Regions from separate parts of the Homo sapiens genome. Here region 1 is linked to region 2. A link is an interaction called in ENCODE POLR2A ChIA-PET data of the cell type or tissue named here. Cell type or tissue: B cell. All regions are shown on one strand. Each heading gives the region's core, and the rest is flanking DNA. Links, peaks and the distances in the headings are about the cores only.

The links. ChIA-PET counts read pairs that join two places held together with the same protein. Peaks named below come from ENCODE experiments on the same cell type or tissue, not always from the same donor. Only the 100,000 strongest peaks of a DNase experiment are listed, where the experiment ranks them.
Region 1: POLR2A ChIA-PET joins it to region 2 with 11 read pairs; 1 of 35 experiments calls an interaction of 5 or more read pairs at or near these places.

What each region holds. Positions count from the first base shown.
Region 1 is chr19:1,724,030-1,726,941 of GRCh38, reverse strand. No RefSeq gene overlaps it. Among named protein-coding and RNA genes, the nearest start is that of ONECUT3, 28 kb to the left of the region's middle. RefSeq lists a silencer at 1,131-1,230 and an enhancer at 993-1,492. In B cell, for the core only: no CTCF peak of the experiment used is centred there; a DNase peak (open chromatin) is centred at 1,251; H3K4me3 peaks cover 349 bases; H3K27me3 peaks cover 1,773 bases.
Region 2 is chr19:3,370,164-3,373,051 of GRCh38, reverse strand. All of the region lies in intron 1 of NFIC (nuclear factor I C), which reads right to left. Among named protein-coding and RNA genes, the nearest start is that of NFIC, 5.0 kb to the right of the region's middle. RefSeq lists an enhancer at 2,092-2,141. In B cell, for the core only: no CTCF peak of the experiment used is centred there; a DNase peak (open chromatin) is centred at 1,792.

The sequences.
Region 1 (2,912 bases), core at 169-2,668, 1.6 Mb after region 2:
CCATGCCCGGCTAATTTTTGTACTTTTAGTAGAGACGGGGTTTCTCCAAGTCGGCCAGGCTGGTCTGGAACTCCTGACCTCAAGGAATCCACTGCCTTGACCTCCCAAAGTGCTGGGATTACAGGCGTGAGCCACCGCGCCTGGCCCCTTCCTATTACTATTTTGAAATTTCATCTTTTTAATTTTAGATTCAGGAGTACATATGCGGGTTTGTTCCATGGGTATATGGTGTGATGCTGAGGTTTGGGATATGACCGATCCCGTCGTCATCCAGGTGCTAAGCATGGTACCCAGGAGTTTCTCAGCCCCTGTCCCCCACCTTCCCCGATTTAGAAGTCCTCAGGGTCTATTATTCCCATCCTCGTGTCCATGAGTACCCAATGTTTAGCCTCCACTGATAAGCGAGAACATGGGTACTTGGTTTTCTGTTTCTGCTTTCATTCGCTTAGGATAATGGCCTCCAGCTGCACGTATGTTGCTGTAAAGGACACGATTTCGTCCTTTTTCGTGGCTGTTCAACATCGCATTTCAATTTAAGGAACGGTCCCTCCTTATGGGGTGGTGGGTTCCAGGCTGCGACGGTGTGGGACCCAGCAACGCGGGAAGATGTTTTAGCTTTGCTTGGAGGGTGCAGATGTCAGCACGGCGTGGCAGAGAGAGTCTGAAGCCCTCGAGCCACACTCTCTGGGCTCCAGGCCCCTTGCACCTCATAAACCCTTTGCGCCTTGGGTAATCCCCGGGCCCTCGTGAGCCTCAATTTTCCTGTCTAGGGAATGGAGAGCAGCCCGCCCAGGGAGATGGCCGGGGCGGCGGTCAGGGGGTCCGTGCATGTCCGGGAGGAAGGTCCTGGCCGCCCCTGCCCCCACCCAGCCGTACCCTCGCCCCCCGCCGCTGGAACCGTGCGTCCCCAAGATAAGAGACGGGTCAATAAAGTTTTCTTCCAAGATGGTCCAGCTCTCTCCATCCTCTCGGGCCCCCTCCCCGCGCCGGGAAAGGTCAGATGCGAGGCGGCATCGACCCGCGCCCGGAGCCAGGCCCCCGGCCACGCCGAGCCCGCGCTGACCAAGTGACCACGCGCGGCCGGGGCCCGGGCCGCCGCCAGCCAATGGGAGCGCGCCGGGCAGAGGTTGCCGGGCAACGAGCCGGGGGGGCGGGGTCGGGCGGGTGCGGGGAGGCCCGAGCGCGGCCGATCGATCCCGCGGCCCCGCGCATGCGCCCCCGCGCGGCCCGGAGGGGGCTCGGCCGGCGCCCAGCTGTCATCGATCGCCGCGGCCCCAGGCACTGAATAAGCTCAGGAAGGGCTTCCGGGAAGGGCCCGGTGCTCCCGCCCCGCCCCATCTCTCCGTAATAGTAATGGCAGCAATAGCGTCGGCAGCATCGCCTCCCGCCTGCGGGACCGCGCCGCGGAGCCTCCCCCAGCACCCAGGCCAGGGCTTCATCGGGGTCCGCTGTATCCTGGAGGTGGCCGCAGGGGCCCCACAGTCGGGATTCCAATCCCGTTCCCACCACCCGCTACCTCGGGGCGGGGGGAGGCTGTGATCCCAGCGCTGTGGGAGTCCGAGGCGGGAGGATCGCTTGAGGCCTGGAGTTAAGAGACCAGTCCGGACAACATAGCGAGACCCACCCCACCCATATCTACAAAAATTTGCCAGGCGTGGTGGTGCCTTTGGTCCCAATGATTTGGGAGGCTGAAGCAGGAGGATTATTTGAGGCCAGGAGTTGGAGACCAGCCTGGGCAACATAGCGAGACTCCGATCTCTACAAAAAAATACAAAAATTAGCCAGGTGTGGTGGTGCCTTTTGTCCCAATTATTTGGGAGGCTGAGGTAGGAGGGTCACTTGAGCCCAGGAGGTCAAGGCTGCAGTGAGCTGATATCGCACCACTGCACTCCAGCCTGGGTGACAGAATGAGACCCTGTCTCTAAAAACAAAACAAAAAACCCCACAGATGTATTTTTCTACAGTCTAGAGGCCTGAAATTTGAAATCAAGGTGTGGGCAGGGCCATACTCCCTCCTAAAGCTCTAGGAGGCCGGGCGCCATCGCTCTTGCCTATAAAAACAGCACTTTGGGAGGCTGAGGTCGGAGGATCACTTGAGGCCAGGAGTTTGCGACCAACCTGAGCAACATGGCGAGATCTCATCTCTACAAAAATAAAAATTAGAAAAATAGCCAGAGTGGTGAGTTCCTGTGGTCCCATTACTTTTTCTTTTCTTTCTTTCTTTTCTTTTTTTTTTTTTTTTGAGATGGAGTTTCGCTCTTGTTGCCCAGGCTGGAGTACAATGGCACCATCTTGGCTCACTGCAACCTCCACCTACTGGATTCAAGCAATTCTCCTGCCTCAGCCTCCCAAGTAGCTGGGATTGTAGGCATGCACCACCACACCTGGTTAATTTTGTATTTTTAGTAGAGATGGGGTTTCACCATGTTGGTCAGGCTGGTCTTGAACTCCTGACCTCAGGTGATCCGCCCACCTCGGCCTCTCAAAGTGTTGGGATTACAGGCATGAGCTACCTGCCTGGCCATGGTCCCATTACTTTGGAAGGCTGAGGCAGGAGGATCTCTTGAGCCCAGGAGTTGGAGGCTTCAGTGAACTATGATTGCATCACTGCACTCCAGCCTGGGTGACAGAGCAAGACCCTCTCTCTCTCTCTCTCTCTTTTTTTTTTTTTTTTTTTTTTGAGACAGGGCTTTGCTCTTGTTGCCCAGGCTGCAGTACAATGGCACCATCTTGGCTCACTGCAACCTCCGTCTCCTGGGTTCAAGCAATCCTCCTGCCTCAGCCTCCCGAGTAGCTGGGATTACAGGCATGCGCCACCACGCCTGGCTACTTTTGTATTTTTTGTAGAGACGGGGTTTCACCGTGTTGATCAGGCTGGTCTCGAACTCCTGGCCTCAGGTGATCCACTCGCC
Region 2 (2,888 bases), core at 310-2,809:
CCAACATGGTGAAACCCCATCTCTACTAAAAACACCAAAATTAGCCAGGTGCGGTGACACACACCTGCAATCCCATCTACTTGGGAAGCTGAGGCGGGAAAATCGCTTGAACCCGGGAGGCGGAGGTTGCAGTGAGCCCAGATTGTGCTACTGCACTCTAGTCTGGGCGACAGAGCGAGACTCTGTTTCAAAAAAAAAAAAAGTCTACTATGAAAGTGGGGACTATCATTGCACCCACTACCTCGAGGAGGAGACTGAGGCATGAAATCTTCCACCAAAGTCACACAGTCAGGGAGGAACTGAGCTGGGACTGGTCCCTGGGCCTCCTGGCACCCCCCCACCCCACTCCTGGGCCCCTTGAGCAAACAGTCTCGGGCCAGAGCGTCCAGTGACACCTGGTCTGCACCGTGCACACTCTCCGAGTCCCACGTGGTTCCCTTCCCCTTGTTTGATCCCCGAGGTCGGTCGCACACCACATCCTCAAGGAGTCCTGGTCACCTCGTTTCCTGCCCGTCCCCGACCCGGCCTAGACTGTCGGTCCCACAAGGGCACAGCTTTGATCTGTTAGCATCTCCAGCATCCAGACCACTGAAGCAATGCTCCCATCTTCTGCCTCTGGGACCCCCCTTATCCATGCACCCCCATGTGTAAGGAAGGCTGGTACCCACACAGGGCTGGTCAAACTCAGGGAGACCCTGGACAGGGCTGGGCAGGGAGAAAAGACTAACAGAGGCCGGGCACGGTGGCTCATGCCTGTAATCCCAGCACTTTGGGAGGCCGAGGCAGGTGGATCACCTGAGGTCAGGAGTTTGAGACCAGCCTGGCCAACATGGTGAAACCCCGTCTCTACTAAAAATACAAAAGTTAGCCAGGCGTGGTGGCACGTGCCTGTAATTCCAGCTACTTGGGAGGCTGAGGTAGGAGAATCGCGTGAACCCAGGAGGCGGAGGTTGCAGTGAGCTGAGATCACGCCACTGCACTCCAGCCTGGGCGACAGTGCAAGACTCCGAGAGAGAGAGAGAGAGAGAGAGAGAGAGAGAGAGAGAGAGAGAGGGAGAGAGAGGGAGAGAGAGAGAAAGAGAAGGAAAGAAGGAAGGAGGGAGGGAGGGAGGGAAGGAAGGAAGGAAGGAAGGAAGGAAGGAAGGAAGGAAGGAAGGAAGGAAGGAAGGAGAGAGAAAGAAAAAAGAAAGAAAAGAAAAACTAACAGAAATGCCACAGTAGAGAGGGGTCTGAGCCTGGGCCTTTCCAGGTCACCACTGTCCTTGTCACCCAGCCCAAAGCTGGGCTTACGCTGCGCAAATACACACAGAGGGAAGGGAGGGAAACTGGAAAATGCCTCTGGGGTGTTCAATGCAATTACTAGTTTAGCAACAACCATAAGCACAGCAGCACTTATTTGGCACCTACTGTATACCAGGTGTCGGACTAAGGTACATCGATGTCTCTGAGGAAAGTGCCATTATGTTTTTTATTTTATGTTGGCGGAGAAATGGAGGCTCGGGAAGACCAAAGTCCCGCCTCTCAACCAAAAACATTCATTCATTCATTCATTCATTCATTCATTCGTGCAACAGGTATTTATTGGGCACCTACTGAGTACCAAGCCCTGCACTGTGGACCTCAGAAATGTCCTGCCTCCCCGGAGGCTGCAGTGAGCCAAGATCGCACCGCTGCACTCCAGCCTGGGCGACAGAGCGAGACTCTACCTCAAAAAAAAAAAAAAAAAAAAATTGTGCTGCCTCCCTGAATCTGCAGCAGCCCTGAGGAAGTGGGGGTTTCTGCTGACTTCATTTCAGGGCAAGAAACGGTCCGGGGGTGGGGGCAGGTCACCCACCAGAGTCAGGAAAGAGGAGAATTAGTTTAGCAACAATCACAAGCACAGCAACACTTATTTGGCACCACTCTATAGCAGTTATTTGGCACCTTCTCTATACCAGGTACTATATTGGGTTTGGCACCTCCTGAGCAAGATTTTCAGGCAGATGTGAGGGGCACTCTAGGTCTGTGTGTTGGTGACCCCCATCAAGGCAGATCCGAGGCAGGCAGAGCTGTGTCCTCGTCCGTATGGGTGTCAGGGAGTGTGCACGCGTGTGCGCCCAGCGTGTGCTCATGGATGTGAACTGGTCAGGACTTGGGTGCCCGCACGCTGTGTGCTCAGGGCAGATGGGCACCCAGGTGAGGTCGGCGTGGACACAGGCAGGAGAGTGGGGGGCGGGCCGTGTCCGGGGCAGGAGGCCCAGGCAGCATTTCCCATCCATTTGGTGTGAGACAGGGAGGGAGGCCAGCTCAGAGAGACAGAGAGAGAGAAAGAAGAGGAGGAACAGAGAGAGAGGAAGGGAGGGAGAAAGAAAGAGACAGACAGAGAGAAAGAAGAGGAACAGAGAGGGAGGTAGGGAGGGAGAAAGAGAGAGAGAAGAGAGAAGGAGAGAGGGAGAGAAGGGAGACGGGGAGAGAGAGAGAAAGGAAGAGGGAAAGACGGAAAGGGAGACAGAGAAGGAGAGAGGGAGAGAGGAGGAGAGAGCGAGATGGGGGGAGAAAGGGAGGGAGACAGAGAGAGAGAGAGAGAGAGAGGAGAACGCTGACTCTGCCAGAATCCCAGCTTTGGTGATTTACAGGGCGCTTGGCCCTGGCGCGCAGAGGCACCTCCGCCGCAGAGAGGGGAGGGGGAGAAACAGAGAGAGATGCACAGAGAGACCCAGAGGGAGATACAGCGGGAGAGTGGTGGAGCCTTGTAGAGAGTGAATCAGAGGCCACCAGGCCCCGGGTGGGGGGCACACGGGGAGAGAGCGCCCACCTGCCCAAGCCGCCAGATGGAAAATGGCCTGAACCCCAGCTCTGCCAGCCCCACTGTGCCACCTCGGGCAGGCCCTGGCCCTCTCTGACTCTTA